Linked DNA regions of Homo sapiens: region 2 is linked to region 1. A link is a loop called in an ENCODE intact Hi-C map of the cell type or tissue named here. Cell type or tissue: heart left ventricle. All regions are shown on one strand. Region 1 overlaps VAV3 (vav guanine nucleotide exchange factor 3). Region 2 overlaps VAV3 (vav guanine nucleotide exchange factor 3).

Region 1 (8,000 bases):
TGTAGGTATAAAGTTTGGAGTCATCAAGGTGAAGATGGTATTTAAAATCATGAGACTGGGTGATACCACACAGGGAGTAGTGAAGAAAGAAGAAAAAGTCTGATGAGCCATTGGAGCATGCCTGTTCTCGAGGGCAGAGAGATGGGGAGAACCTGTGAAGGAGTTGAGAGGCAATGGCCATGAGGTAGGAGGGAAACCAAGTGAACAGAGTATTTTTGGGAGGAGCGATGACATGTCAAATGCTGCTGATCAAGTGAAATAAGGACTGAGGATAGAAGATTTAAACAATATAAGTTTCCTTGGTGACCTTGACAAAAACAGATTTGGTGATGTGGTGGGCAAACACCTGATAGTAGGAGAGGGTTGAGACAGCAAGTATAGACAGCTCTTTAGGGAGTAATTTTGCTGCAAAGAGAACAGAAAAATGGGATAGTGGCTACTAGGGGAAAAGAAATCAATATATGGGTTAATTAATTAATTAATTAATTTATTTATTTTTTAGACAGAGTCTTGCTCCGTCACCCAGGCTGGAGTGCAGTGGTGAGATCTTGGCTCACTGCAACCTCTGCCTCCTGGGTTCAACCAATTCTCCTGCCTTAGCCTCCCAGGTAGCTAGGATTACAGGTGTGTGCTACCACGCCTGGCTAATTTTTGTATTTTAGTAGAGACGGGGTTTTACCTTGTTGGCCAATCTGGTCTCAAACTTCAGACCTCAGGTCATCAGGCCGCCTTGGCCTCCCGAAAGTACTGGGATTACAGCTGTAAGCCACTGTGCCCGGCCTAGATATAGTTTATTTTCTTATGACACAATTCTTATTTTATACCTATTGAAAGAGCTCTTTAGATGGACAGATTTTCTCATATGGTACTCTTGTGTATATGTATTTGTATGTGAAAAGATATATCTATATATGAAGAATGAGAACATATGGGCACAGGGAGGGGAACATCACACACCGGGGCCTGTCGGGGGTTGGAGGGCAAGGGGAGGGATAACATTATGAGAAATACCTAACGTAGATGACGGGTTGATGGGTGCAGGAAACCACCATGGCACATGTATACCTATGTAACAAACCTGCACTTGCTTCACATGTATCCCAGAACTTAAAGTATAATGATAAAAAAAAATAAGTAAAATTTAAAGTGTTTTAAAATCTTCTTTTTGTTCAGATTGTGACTATTCTGAATACCACTTGAACTTAGAGTCATTGATTGCCATGTGTTTTCATACAGTGTTGCCCTTTGAACATCTAGTGTTGGTGATGCAGCATTCCTAAAATAATTCATCACTATTGTCTGTGAGATTTCCTTCTAAGCTGAGTTTTGATGCTGCTGTTATTATTTTAAAGAGTTAGTTTCTGCTGTACACAACCATACATTGTTTTTAAAAACTATGATTTAGTTTTAGCATTGAGGCATGAATTCCAAATACATGTCTACACACTCCCTCCTCCCATACAAGGTGGTGTGACTTACAGATTTTTGGGTTATACAAAAGGGAAGGAGGAAGAACTGTTATTTCCCAAAAAGAATGGTGTGCCTAGTAACATTTTTAGTCAGTTCATTCAGAATAATATCATTCCTTAGTCTTCTCAGAAGTCATTAACCTCTTTGCCATTTGTTAGGTTATTCTCTTGGATAATCTGCCAGCATAATTTTAAACTCAATACCAATCAGGATCTTTTCATGTAAAGTAGTTGTGGCATCTTTAGGCATCTTAAGCACTTGTTCTGTCTGCGTGATTGGTGGCTTAACCTAGGTTCTCTGGAAAGCAGAGCCTGGGGTAAGGCACTGAAGTACTGAAACCCTCTTGGTGAGGTACAATCCCATGGCTTGCCAGAGTGAGGAAATGAGATCGTGTCTTTTTTTTTTTTTAAGATGGAGAAAATTATACCATGTTTGCAATACAAATGGGGTTGATCTAGTATAGATCACCACATATTTTCTAATTTTCAAATACAGTGGATTGTTTTTATTATTTTTCTCGAATCCCCTGTAGCAATTGATGTTACTGATCATCCCCTTCTCCTAAAACTCTCTCTTCCCTTTACTCTCACCACACCATATTCTCCTGATTCTCTTGTACCTCTTATTATTCCTTCTCAGTTTTTGTTTGTTTGTTTGCTGGCTTCTCTTTATTGAAACATATCTTAAACATTTTAGAGTTTTCTCTTTAGTTGTGTTTTGATTTCATATTCGCTTCCCTGTAGCATCTCATGACATCTGTGGTGTTACCTACCTTGCTGGATCCCAAATTCATACTGACAGCCTCAGTCTGCCTGTTTTACACCCCTGCCTCTATAATTACAGTGGCTCCATAGGTATGAAGCCTGATCATTGTAGAAAGTTCACTCACAATAGAGAGGGGTGGATTGGATGGGACAAAACTAGGCGTGAGCAGGACTGGTACTGAAGTCATTCAACAGAAGATAAGGCCAGAGAAAGGAGGTGAATAGAGGGATAGAGAGGAACAAAAAAGATTAAAGTGATAATTATGAGTTGGGATGGCTGGGACTTTGCAACCTTTTAGATACAGAGAAAGAGTGGAAAGTATCTAGGTTGAGACCCAGGTTTCAGCATCAGGTGACAGAAGTGTCATAAAGAAGGGGCACATTTTAGTGAGAAAGGGAACACATTCTGTCTTGGACTCTGAGTTGGAAGTTATTACCAGTTACCCTCTCTCTTCTCAGTTTCATGCATCCCACTCTCTTAATACCCCTTTCTTTTGGGTTTGTTCTACTAATACCTAAAACCCAACAATCCTTTGAACTCATTGCTTCTACCACCTCTTAACTTCCTGATTCAGTTTTCATTTCCTTCCTACTTAGCTTAAATACTATAGCCATTATAATTCCTTGACGTCCCTCGATTTGTCCTGCTTGTTTGGATAAACAAAACCCTGGTAAAATTCAACTTGTTACTTATTCCCTGCTTACAACTGAGCTGCTGAATGTAATGGAGGAAAACCCGCACCGTGCTGACTGCTCTCACTTTAAGTTCATGATCCCTAACCTCAAGTGGGCACCTTGGGCCATCCAGTCATCTGATTATATTTCTTTAATGTTCTCAAAGTATGGTCTGGAACTACTGGCAGTCCCTGAAGTGCTTTTACGGGTCCTACAATTTCAAAACTCTCTTTATGGTTTTATTTATAATCGAATAATAATAGATTATTTGCCCTCATTCTCATTTTCTAATGTGTATATAGAGGAATTTTCCAAAGGCTGTGTGATAGTGCCTATACCGTTGCTGTGGCTGACTGTAGCATATATGCTTGTGTACGTTTCAAAGGCTTATCAGTTTAGAATTCTAGTATGTTAAACATTAATAGCTGTGAAACCCCAAACAAAAGCTGCTGAGGATTCTCAATCACGTTTTAAGAGTGGAAAGGGGTCCTGAGGAAAAAAAAGTTTGAGAACTGCCCGAGACCATTTACTTTTTGACTCTCCAGATCACTCTGTACTACCTTTTCTTCTTTCCTTAAACTTAACTTAATCACCCGTTTCTCCCTTCTTTCTCTCAACTCGTAATCTTACTTCCTGTTCCACTGAGAGAAAAGACAAAATTGGAGGAGAGCTTCCTCAGGCTCCCACCTTCCTGCATCTGTGCTCATAGATGATGCCTTCTCTCCTGCACTATGAGTGAGTTAACAGTGCTCCTGGCCAAGGCCAGTTTCTCCTTCACTCTTACCCCGATGCTCTTCTGCATCATCAGTTCTCACTTGGATCTTTCCCATTTGCATGCATGTATGCCGTTGTTCCCTTCATTTGATGTGAGATATATTTTCAGAGTAGAGATAGAAACATGTGGATGAACATTGGGTGTGATGGAGAGCGACTAAGGATGCCTAGGGTTTGATCTGAGCTACTAGGGCAGATGATCAGACAACCTCCTTATAACTTTAGTGGTTCCTGATGGACCATGGGATAAAATCCAACCTCCTTAGTATGCAAGAGCTCATGGTCTTGTGCTGCTTCATCTCTCAAAGCTCTTCTCCACTTTGTACTCCTGACCTTCTTGCAGTTTCTTGAAGACTATGCTGTTAAATGTCTCTGTGCTGTTGCATATACCTTTTTGTCTGCTTGAAGTTCCCTTTTTCATTTGTCTACTTGTAGATTCAGTTCAAGAGTCATCTTTGTATTGTCTTCCCTGACTTTTCTCCCAGGTGTGGCTGAGCACATGCTGCTTTGTGCCACAGTGTCTGGTAGAATGCAGCATTTCTTGCTGTTTTGCAGTTTTTTTTCCTTATCCGTCTCCCTTCCAGGCTTTGGCTTGATTGAGGATGCCATAGGCTAGTTCCTTTATATATGGCACTAGAAATGGACACAGGGAGTCATACCTAATAGGCATACATAAATAGGCATAGATTAAATTCATCAATGGGATGAAAATGGTGACTCTTTACTACCTTTTCAAACATCTACAAATTAAAAAAAAAACATAGCCAGCACTGACTGTCATTAAAAACCAAAAATACTTAAGTGCCATTACTAATAATAGCAGGTAACATTACTTCACCACTTACCGAGTGACTCTCAGAAAGTGACTAAACCTGTCTATCTGTCTGTTCTTTAGCTTCCTCATCTCTAAAATAGACCAAATAAAAGAACCTACCTCCTAGGGTTCTTGTGAGGGCTAGCTGAATTAATTAATGTGACTGGCTTATAACAAGTGCCCAATAGATGTTAACTATTTTTTACTATAATGATTATCACTGCTTCTGTGGAAACATACAAGGCAGTTACTAAAGCTTTCCATGCATTATCTCATCTAATTGTCCAACACCGTGAGGCAGGCACTGTTATTTATCCCCATGTGGTGGATACTCTCTGAAGCTAAGAGGGGTTTAGTAACTTACACCAACAAGTGGTTTGTGGTAGAGCCAAACTTAGAATAAGAACATTAAGAGCGAACTGAATTCTTGTCAGCGAGGCTATCGGCCTATCTGAATGTGAACTGCGATGAGGACTGCAATGAATTTCCCCCCCTCCCATGGTATTTTCCTGTTGTGTGGGGCTCCCTTGGAGGAGTGTTCTGATTGGCCTTATGGCTGTTGTTAATAGCACCTCCTTACTAGTCAGATATTGAGTTAAAATTTTGCCTCAGGACAGGAGAATAGCTTGAACCTGGGAGGTGGAGGTTGCAGTGATCCAAGATCATGCCACTGCACTCCAGCCTGGGCAACAGAGCAAGACTTCATCTCAAAAAAAAAAAAAAAAAAATTTGCCTCAGGATACTGAATCTGGATGATTTCATACACATTTATCACACTATTCAGTATAAAATGGGTGTTAGACTTTTGACAGGTATATAATGGGAAAAGGAAAGGAAATCAGGAAAACTAAGGAAAGTTAATGAGGGGAAGAGAGAAAGTGAGTGTAGCTGTTCCTTTTTAGCCTTTTAATACTGTGCCTTGTGACAGCTGGTCTCAAGCACATGGTTTAATGCTCTGTTCTGGAGTCAGGAGTGCCTACATTTCTCTGGGAAGCAGGAACACTGTTGTTTAAAATGATGTGCTTTGATAGGGCATTTTTTTTCTATTATAAATATTCTTTTTGTAAATTCACAGACAACCTATTGTTAGCTATTATTTGGAGCATTATTTTATCATGTTTTTCATCCTCTGTTAACATAGACCCTTCATGGTGTTAAAGCCAGTCACAAGTTGACATTCTGGTTTTCCTTAATCTTGGGCATTTAGTGGATAGAACCATGAACAGCAAAGTAGTTCCTTTTGATTTCCATGTAAAATTATTTTTAAATTGTATTTTGTGCTGCTGTCTGAATGTGCTTTCAAAATCTGTGTTACAAGAAGTGTATTCAGTTTTTGAGTTGCTTGCTTAACAGGAAGCCAGCAGCACATGCTACTCACATGAGAGTTCTTTAAAGGGTCAATTAATATGGAATATTTAATGATACACTTGATACTCACCTTCCATGGTTTTCAGAGTGCCTGTCTTAAAATAGATCTGTAACAGCTGGTCTGAATAAACAAGCGTCGTGCTTCCCTATGCCTTTTCCTGGGAGCATGGGGGCAGCATGGTTTAATGGGAACACTTAAGGTCAGGAGTCAGGAGACCTGGGTTCTAGTCCCAGATCTGTCTCTGACAGGCTGTGTGGCCTTCATGTTTCCTTCTCTTTGCCTCTGGCTTCTGTACTTATAGCAATAGCAGCGGATACTTACATGTGCAATAATATACTAAATAGCAACTAAAATGTTTTACACATATCAAGGCAGCATTATGGTTTCATGATCAGGGATCAGGCAGAAATGATTGAATCCCAGCTCTGGCACTTAACAACACTGACCCTGGGAAAGTTACTTTACTTATTGAATCTGTTTTCTCATCTGATAGGCAAGAAATTGTGGAATTTCTTTGCAGGATTATGGTGAGAATGAAAATATTTAAATGCCTGGTACATGGTGGGTACTTGGTAAGATTATTTCCTTCCTTCTCCCCACTGCCTCCCCAATCCTCATGTCTATGAGACAGGAAGAATAAGATCTTATCACTGCTCTACAGAGGAGGAAATGGATATGTGCCCTGGCTAAAGGGCTTTTCTCAAGGTCACACAGACAGGAAGTGGTGAAGACAGGACTTGAGTCCAACTGTCCTAATTCCAGATTCGGTGAAGTTTCCCGTTCCTGCTGCCAAATTCAGTGGATAGATGGCAAATTGCATGAGGAAATGACTGGAAAAGTGCTTTCAAAAAACAAGGCAGGCCCTAGAAATGTAAAATGAGATTGTATTATTTTGAACTGAAAGTTGTTCTATTTAAAATGAAACATCTAAAACAACGAAATTTCTGTTATTTTTTAGTCTGATTAGTTTGTGGATTATTTGCTTTTTGGTAATTTTATAGCCCCTCTACTTTCTGTTTGCTTCTGTTTTCATGGAAATTTGTGCAAGTGAAGCAATTATTTAAATCATCACATTGTCTGCTCAATGTTGGACTTTGTAGTAGATGCTGGGTATTCAAATGTGAATGAAACTCAATCCCTGACCCTGTGTTGCTTTTAGTCTATACAGTACGGGTTTTACTTCATATTTTCCCTTATAAAACAGTGGATGGGAAGGGAGCCGTTTGGGTTAGAGTGAATGGGCATGGCTAAAGTTTGGTAGGTGGGTAATGCTTTTCTGGATACATAGTTAATTTTGCTCATGTGTACATTATACCACTAATGTCACAAAATGGATTTATTTATGTGTGTGCATGGCTCAAGGTATTTCTCTCCTGTCTTTCTTTTTTTAGGTTGAATTTATGTGTGTATATATATATATATATAAAGTTTTGTTATAAGTTCGGGGCACATGTGCAGGTTTGTTACATAGGTAAACGTGTGTCATGGGGGTTTATTGTGCAGATTATTTCATCACCCAGGTATTAAGCCTAGTACCCATTAGTGATTTTTCTTGATCCTTTCCCTCTTCTCATCCTGCACTGTCTGATAGGCCCCAGTGTGTGTGGTTCCCCTCCGTGTGCCCATGTGATCTCATCATTTAGCCCTCACTTATAAGTGAGAACATGTGGCATTTGGTTTTCTGTTCCTGCGTTAGTTTGCTAAGGATAATGGCCTCCAGCGCTATCCATGTCTCTGCAAAAGACATGATCTCATTCTGCATAGTATTCCACAGTGTATATGTACCACATTTTCTGTATCCAGTCTATCACTGATGGACATTTAGGTTGATTCCATGCCTTTGCTATTGTGAATAGTGCTGTAGTGAACATATGTGTACGTGTGTCTTTATACTAGAACAGTTTATATTCCTTTGGGTGTATATCCTGCAATGGGATTGCTGGGTCAAATGGTATTTCTGTCTTTAGGTCTTTGAGGCATCACCACACTGTCTTCCACAAATGTTGAACTAATTTACACTCCCACCAACAGTGTATAAGTGTTTCTTTTTCTCCATAATCTTGTCAGCATGTTTTTTTTTTTGACTTTTTGATAATAGCCATTCTGACTGATATGAGATAGTATCTCATTATGG
Region 2 (8,000 bases), 120 kb after region 1:
ATATTAGCAATTTGTGTCATCTTTCTTTTTTCTTGGTTTGCTTAGCTGGAAGTTTATCAGTTTTATTGATCTTTTCAAAGAACCATCTTTTGGTTTTATTGGTTCCTCCTATTGTTTACCTGTTTCCAATTTTGTTGATTCCTGCTCTAATTTTTAGTATTTCTTTTATTCTGTCTGCTCTAAGCTTAAGTTGTTCTTTCTCTAGTTTCCTAGGGTGGAAGCTTTAGATTATTAATTTTAGATATTTTTTCTGGTTTAATATATGCATTTAATGCTATAAATTTTTCTCTAAGGACCAATTTTTGCTGCATCTCATGCATTTAGACAACTTGTAGCTTGATTTTCATGTAGTTAAAATATTTCAAAGTTCATTTGTGAATTTTTCGACTCATAAGTTACTTGAGTGTGTTCTTTAATTAACAGATATCTAGACATTTTCTAGCTATCTTTCTGTTGTTGATTTCTAGTTTAGTTCCATATTGTCTGAGAACATACTTTATATGATTTCTATTCTGTTAAGGTATGTTTTATTCAGTAATTATTTTTATAATAAAATAGGTTATCAGTTTTGTATTTGGTCATAAGCTTGAAGAAGACAAAGTCAGTTTACATGATGAATTAAATCAGCCTCTGCCCTATAAAGCTGAGCAAATTGGCAAGAAATGCTAACTTATGCATTTGACTACTACAGTATTCTTTTAATTTTTCCTTTTCTTTCAAACTTTTATTTTAGATTTGGGGGTACATGTGCAGGTTTGTTACAGAGGTATATTGTGTGATACCAAGATTTAGAGTACAAAGGAATCTGTCACCCAGGTAGTGAGCATAGTACTCAATAGGTAGTTTTTCAGCCCTTGCCTCTCTCCTCTCCTTGCTCTAGTAGTCCTCAGTGCCTATTGTTCCCATCTTTATGTCCACATATACCTCATGTTTAGCTCCTACTTGTAAGTGAGAACATGCATTATTTGATTTTCTGTTTCTGTGTTAGTTCACCTAGGCTAATACGCTCCAGCACCATCTATGCTGCTGCAAAGGACATGATTTTATTCTTTTTATTTTAGGGCTGCACAGTATCCCATGGTGTACAATTTCTTATCTGGTCTACCGTTGTTGGGCACTTGGGTTGATTTCATGTCTTTGCTATTGTGAATAGTGCTGCAATGAATGTACGGATGCATGTGTCTCTAGGTAGAATGATTTATTTTCCTTTGGTTGTATACCCAGTAATTGGATTGCTGGATTGAATGGTAGTTCAACTTGACTCTTTAGTTCTTTGAGAAATCTCCAAACTGCTCTCCACAGTGGCTGGGCTAGTTTGCATTTCCATCAACAGTGTAAAAGTGTTCTCTTTTCTCCACAGCCTTGCCAACATTTGTTATTTTTTGTCTTTTTAATAAAAGCCACCCTGACCAGATGTGAGTTTGTATCTCATTCTGGTTTTGATGTGCATTTCTCTGATTAGTGATGTTGAACATTTATGTTTGTTGGAGACTTGTGTGTTCTCTTTTGAGAAGGGTCTGTTCATGTCCTTTGCTCACTTTTCAATGGAGTTCCTGTTTTGTGCTTGATTTATTTAAGTTCCTGATAGCTTCTGGCTATTAGAGCTTTGTCGGATGCATAGTTTGCGAATATATTCTTCTTGATTCATTTAAGTTCCTGATAGATTCTGGTTATTAGAACTTTGTCGGATGCATAGTTTGCGAATATATTCTTCCATTCTGTAGTTTGTTTACTCTGTTGATAGTTTCTCCTACTGTGCAGAAGCTCTTTAGGTTAATTAGGTCCTATTTGTCAATTTCTGTTTTTGTCACAATTGCTTTTGAGAACTTGACCATGAATTATTTGCCAGGTCCCATGTTGAGAAGAGTATTTCCTAGGTTTTCTTCTAGGATTTTTACAGTTTGAGGTCTTACATTTAAGTCTTCAATCCATCTCGAGTTGATTTTTGTATATGGTGATAGGTAGGAGTCCAGTTCCATTCTCCTGTGTATGGCTAGCCAGTAATGCCAGTACCATTTATTGAAAAGGGATTCTTTCCCCCTTTTCTGATTTTCACTGACTTTGTCAAAGATCAGATAGTTGTAGGTGTGCAGCTTTATTTATTGGTTCTGTATTCTGTTTCATTGGTCTATGTGTCACTTTTTGTATCAGTACCATGCTGTTTTGGTTACTGTAGCCTTGTAGTGTAGTTTCAAGTTGGGTAATGTGATGCCTTTGGCTTTGTTCCTTTTGCTTAAGATTGCTTTGGCTATTTGGGCTCTTTTTTGGTTCCATATGAATTTCAGGGTAGTTTTTATCTAATTCTGTGAAAAATGACATTGCTAGTTTGATAGGAGTAGTGTTGAATCTGTAAATTGCTTTGGACAGTATGGCCATTTTAATGATACTGATTTTTCCAATCAGGAAATGTTCCTTCAATGCCTAGTCTATTGAGAGTTTTTATCATAAAAGGATGTTAGATTTTATTCAAAGTTTTTTTCTGTGTCTATTGAGATGATCGTATGGTTTTTGATTTTAGTTCTATTTATGTGGTGAATCACATTTATTGATTTGCATATGTTGAACCAACATTGCATCCCAGGAATAAGGCCTCCTTCATCATGGTAAACTAACTTTTTGATGTGCTTCTAGAGTTGGTTTGCTAGTATTTTGTTAAGGATTTCTGCATCTATATTCATCAGGGATATCAGCTTGAAGTTTTGTTTCGTTTTGTTTTTTTTTGCCCATTGTTTCTCTGCCAGGTTTTGGTATTAGGATGATGCTGGCTTTGTAGAGTCAGTTAGGGAGGAGTCCTTCCTCTTTGATTTTTTGGGAACAGCTTCAGCAGGACTGGTACCAGTTTTTCTTTGTACATCAGGAAGAATTTGGCTGTGAATCCACCTGTTTTTTTTTGTTGGTAGGTTTCTTATTACTGATTCAATTTCAGAATGTGTTACTGATCTGTTCAGGTTTTCAATTTCTTTCTGGTTCAATCTTGGAGGTTGTGTTATTCTAGGAGTTTATATATTTCCTCTAGCTTTTCTAATTTGTATGCATAGAGGTATTCATAATAGTCTGAGGTTCTTTTATGTTTTGGTAGGATCAGTGGTAATGTCATCTGCCATTTTTGATCATGCTTATCTGTATCTTTTCTGTTTTTGTTCATCTAGACAGTGGTCTAACAATCTTATTTATTCTTTCAAAGAACCAACTTTTGTTTTTGTTGACTTTTTAGATGTGTATTTGCATCTCAGTTTCATTTAGTTCTTCGCTGATTTTATTTCTTTTCTTCTGCTAGTTTTGAGCTTGTTTTGTTCTTGTTTTTCCAGTTCCTGTAGGTGCAGTGTTAGATTGTTAATTTGAGAACTTTTAAACTTTTTGATGTAGGCATTTAGTGCTATAAACTTTCCTCTTAAAACTACTCTCATTATATCCCAAGTATTTTGGTATGTTGTAATTCTGTTTCATTAATTTCAAAGATTTTTTGATTTCCACCTTCATTTTGTTGTTTACCTTAAAATCATTCAGGAGTAAGTTGTTTGAATTTATTGAGACTTGCTTTATGGCTAAACATATGGTCAATCTTAGATTATGTTTTGTGTGTAGATGAGAAGATTGTATATTCTGTGATTGTTGGGTTGAGTATTCTGTCAATGTCTATTAGGTCCAATTTGTCAAGTGTTAAGTTTAAGTCCATAATTTCTTTGTTAGGTTTCTGCCTCGATGATCTGTCTAATGCTGTCAGTGGAGTGTTGACATCTTTCACTATTATTTTGTGCCTGTCTTTTCGTGGGTCTCTAAAAACTTGTTTTATGAATCTGGATGCTCCAGTGTTAGGTGTATATATATTTAGGCACCATGCCTGTGTTTCCCTAGCCCTAAGGAATGTCCTAATGGGCTGTGCTTCCCCTTCCCTTAGGGGCAGCCTGAGCTGAAGGTTAGATTGCCAGAAACCTGCAGAATTCCGGAGGTCTGCTGGTCCTCTGTGCTTGGCACAGTCAGAATGGGTTGTGGAGTATGTCCATAGGTGGTCTGTTGATGTAAGAGGTCAAGGGTGGGGGATCTTTGGGCAGAGCAGTGATGCTGTGGCTGTGCAGATGGTATGGTGCCTATGGGCCGGGGTTTTTTGCCCTGCAGACAGCTGTGGGGACCTCCAGCTTGCTCTCCATTGACTGATCTCCTTCTGGTGGCTACTGTAGAATCTGTCCCTACCTGCTAGTTTTTTCCCAAACTTTCTTTGCCCAGATCATTGGGCTGTTAAGTGTTCTAGGCCATGAGGCTACATTGGGCAGAGGCTGCAGCTAGCAGATAGACCACACTGTTCCCAGACCAGCCCCGCAGAGGGAGGCATGCCCAGCTCTCACACTGGCCCACAAACCGCACATCTCACTCTTCTCAGTGTTCAGAGTGGGTGCTCTTTCCCTGCTTGAGGACCAGCCATAGATCTCAGCTTGTCACTCCTGAGCCATCTGCTCTAACCTGGGGGGTTGCCACAAGCCTGAGGCTTTGTCCTTTAGCTGCTTGGCACCAGCTGTGCTAGGGTAGCCATAGTGCTCCTAGGCCTCCAGGAAAGCACTCATGTGGGGCCATGGCAAGGCACTGAGGCTGGGTAATGGAACCTGTGCGGTGTGCATGCTCTTGTGGGAGCAGCCAGGCAGGGGCCTTGATAGCGGCTGGTGGACAGGGGAGCATGCAGTACAGATGTGCCCCAGTCCTGCAGAAAATATAGCCCTACTCTCTCCTGGCCTAGCAGTCAGCAGGGGTTACAGCTACTTGGAGGAAGATGGAGAGCCTTGAATGATGGGTGCTTATTAGAGCATTTTGCTGTAGCTGCCCTATGTGTAAAACCCCTGGGTTCCATGCAGGCTGGAGCTCTGTCTCTTTCTACTCTCTGGACAGATGCCCCTGTCAGTTCAGAAGCCTGTGGGGGTCATGGGATCTCCTGTAGCTAGGATCCCAGAGGTCCATGGTGAGAGTAGGTTGTCCCACAGTCACTTCACTCACTTCTTCCTTAGGAGCTGTTCAAGGCCAGGAACTAGTCCTGGCATTCAGCAACCCCATGCAGAGTTCCCAGCTTCCTTCCTCATCAGCCCTGGTGTTTGCATTGCCTCTCTATTGACTCTCATTGCTTTCTCTCCAAAGATCTGTTCAAAGTATGTTGGTTTACTCAATATTTTGGTCTCTCTTGGTGGGAGAGGGGCTTCCTGGCTGCATCTAGTTGGCCATCTTGTCCCCATTCCTCCCATTAAGGTATGTTTTGTGGCCTGGAATGTGGTCTGTCATGATGACTATTCCATGTGAGCTTGATCAGAATGCGTATTCTGCTATTGTGTAGAGTTATCAAATAACTTGATCTAATTGACAGTACTCCAGATTGTCAATTGAATATTCCAATTTCCTGTAGTTATTTTCCTGTGTCCTTACTGATTTTATGCAATGGAACATTTTTAAAATTCCTGCCTTAGAGCACTGCATGGGGCCCAGTGGTTTAAGAGTTATGAGAGCTAATCCTGAAGGGGGCTAATTTATGACTTGACAACAGCAGAGACATTGGGTACTAAAGACATTCAGAACAGGTATATGTGGTTTTGGAATAATTTACGGGTGTATCATGCATTTATTTCCCTTTAAGAGATGTTTCTTCTGTGTGTGTCCATAAGGGTGCAATTTTTAAATGTAAAATGGGTTTATATATGGCCACACAAAATTGCATAATGAGAAAACAAGAATTATTTACAGCAAATTGTTGACTGTAGTTAAAACACCTGGTTCTGCTTTACAGTTCTCTATAGTTTCTAAATATCTTAAAGTGAGTGAAAGTGTTTTACTTTTGAAAAAGAACTAAAAGTATGTTATGGTTTATTGAGATCTGATACTGTCTCATGTGAGCAATGAACCTAAGGAGTGGACACTGTGAACAAAATTGCATGCGAGTAAGCATTGCCATGGCTAGTGCTTGATTACTTGTAGTAGTCAAGGAAGAACTTGAATGGAATTATTAATTACGATTCATGTAATAATTTTAGCACCATTTTTGAAGCCACCCTTGTCATCCAAGTGACTCCCTAGACCTTTGCTAGCTTCACAATAACAAGAACATTTCACTATTGCTTGGTGGGGTTACAGGGAGTGAAATAGGCACTGACCACACGTCATAAACACACTGTATAATTGATTCCTGAATATTCAGAACTCATCCCTTGAAAAAGAGTATGAACTTTTGGAAAAGATAAACCTAGAATGTTGTAGGTAAGTATAGACATACATAAGTAAAAATTAGAAAAAAAAATTTCTAAAATTTTGTTAGTCTCAGTTATAAGTGAAAAAGTATAGAAGAGAGATTTGAACAAATACGTGATAATATTTTCTTTAAAAAGGATTGGTCTAACATCATTTTAAAATTATGTTATGAAGATGACTTCTTTCTTAAAACCTTATGAACCAACCTCTGTTAGCTTCAAACTTTTCTTCTACAGTTTCCTCACCTTTCTCAGCCTTCACAGAATGGAAGAGAGTTAGGGCCTTGAGTTATGTTTTGGCTTAAGGGAATGTTGTGGCTGATCTGATCTATCCAGACCACGAAAACTTTCACTGTGTCAGTAATAAAGCTGTTTCACTTTCTTATCATTTGTGTATTTACTGGAGTAGCAGCTTTAATTTCCTTCAATAACTTTTCCTTTACATTCACTACTTGTCTAACTGGCACAAGAGGCCTAGTTTTTGACTTGCCTCAGCTTTTGACATGCCTTCCTCGCTAAGCTTAATGTAAATGTTAATGCTTGATCTTCATAATTATTTTATCTTTATGATTTTTTGCTATGATTTTCTAGTTGCGAAAAAAATCATGTATTTCTCATTAGATTTTCACTGTTATATCAAACTTTTTAAAACTTTTGATAGTGAAAATTCCAAGCACACAAAATAGAATAGTATGGTTCTTTGAATCATAGACCTTTTTCTAGCATGAATGCATTCAATTAACAATGTGTGTATGTTATTTGCTCTTCCTAACTTATGATTCAGCAGTTTACATTTTGTACAATGTAATCAATGGCTTACATTTTCTACAGCGTTACTGTTTTTAAAATTTCCATAGCTTAAATATGAATATTGAAGCATCAACACTTTGGAAAACATAAATTAATTGCAAGGTAGACACAAGGGGAGCCATTTCTACCGAGGTGTTAAAGACACCTATTATACTACATCCTGGATATTAGACAGTTGGAAGAGTTCATAAATTAAAAAATAAGCTTTAGTAATTTGGAGTTTGTGTTTTAAATTATTTTATAAAAGACTCAGATAGAAATGAAAATGATGATTTTGAAAATGCTGCCATGAAGAAATAGAAGGCAGTCAGTGGGACTGCCTTTTGGATTGCTGTGAGACTCGCAGGTCATTGTTCAGACTGTTAAAGACCCGGTCCACGAATTCCAAACATTTTCGAAGGTTCTTCCTGTTCTTATCATTGTAACTGCTCTGCCGATGCATTTGCTGACTCTCCAGGCACCTGCTTGTTCACAGTGAGTCTATATGCTTCCTCCGGCATTATATTTAGAAGCTGAAGGAGAGAGACATCTTTAATTACCATCTTCTAATTTCCAAGAGGAGAGAACTAAGGTCCATTAGTCCATTAGATCATTAGCAACGTTTCCCTGGCCATGTTTGTGTTGCTCTTATAACCAGATCAGTCCCCATGGCTGCCAAGTCCTTGCCATCCCTTCACTGCCACTTCCATGGTTACTTGCCAGATGAGACTGACTTTACTTCACACCTGGATGATTGCATTTGCTTCCAAGCTCATGCTCATCTTGTTGTTTTAAGTCAATCCTGTGATCCAATTCAGTAAGTTCTTATGGGTTGAATAGATGTTGTAGGCAAGGCTGTGGTTTAGGTTCTGTATCAGTGACTGGTCAAGATTCCTCAAGGAGCTTTTCCAAATGTGGTGCAATTTTACATACCTAATCTCAGCAGAACCTTTCTACTGAATTGTGGAAAAAAATTCTGGTTTTTACTATGGT

What was found. Hi-C counts contacts between places; a loop is a spot of excess contacts. Peaks named below come from ENCODE experiments on the same cell type or tissue, not always from the same donor. Only the 100,000 strongest peaks of a DNase experiment are listed, where the experiment ranks them.
Region 2: it touches region 1 in a loop (2.0-fold over the local background); 8 of 110 quality-filtered maps call a loop at or near these places.

The regions. Positions count from the first base shown.
Region 1 is chr1:107,951,760-107,959,759 of GRCh38, reverse strand. All of the region lies in intron 1 of VAV3 (vav guanine nucleotide exchange factor 3), which reads left to right. It also overlaps the pseudogene TRUND-NNN8-1. Among named protein-coding and RNA genes, the nearest start is that of VAV3-AS1, 8.7 kb to the left of the region's middle. In heart left ventricle, no CTCF peak of the experiment used is centred here; no DNase peak of the experiment used is centred here; H3K27ac peaks cover 1,402 bases.
Region 2 is chr1:107,831,824-107,839,823 of GRCh38, reverse strand. The region is part of intron 2 of VAV3 (vav guanine nucleotide exchange factor 3); the gene reads left to right. Among named protein-coding and RNA genes, the nearest start is that of MIR7852, 61 kb to the left of the region's middle. In heart left ventricle, no CTCF peak of the experiment used is centred here; no DNase peak of the experiment used is centred here.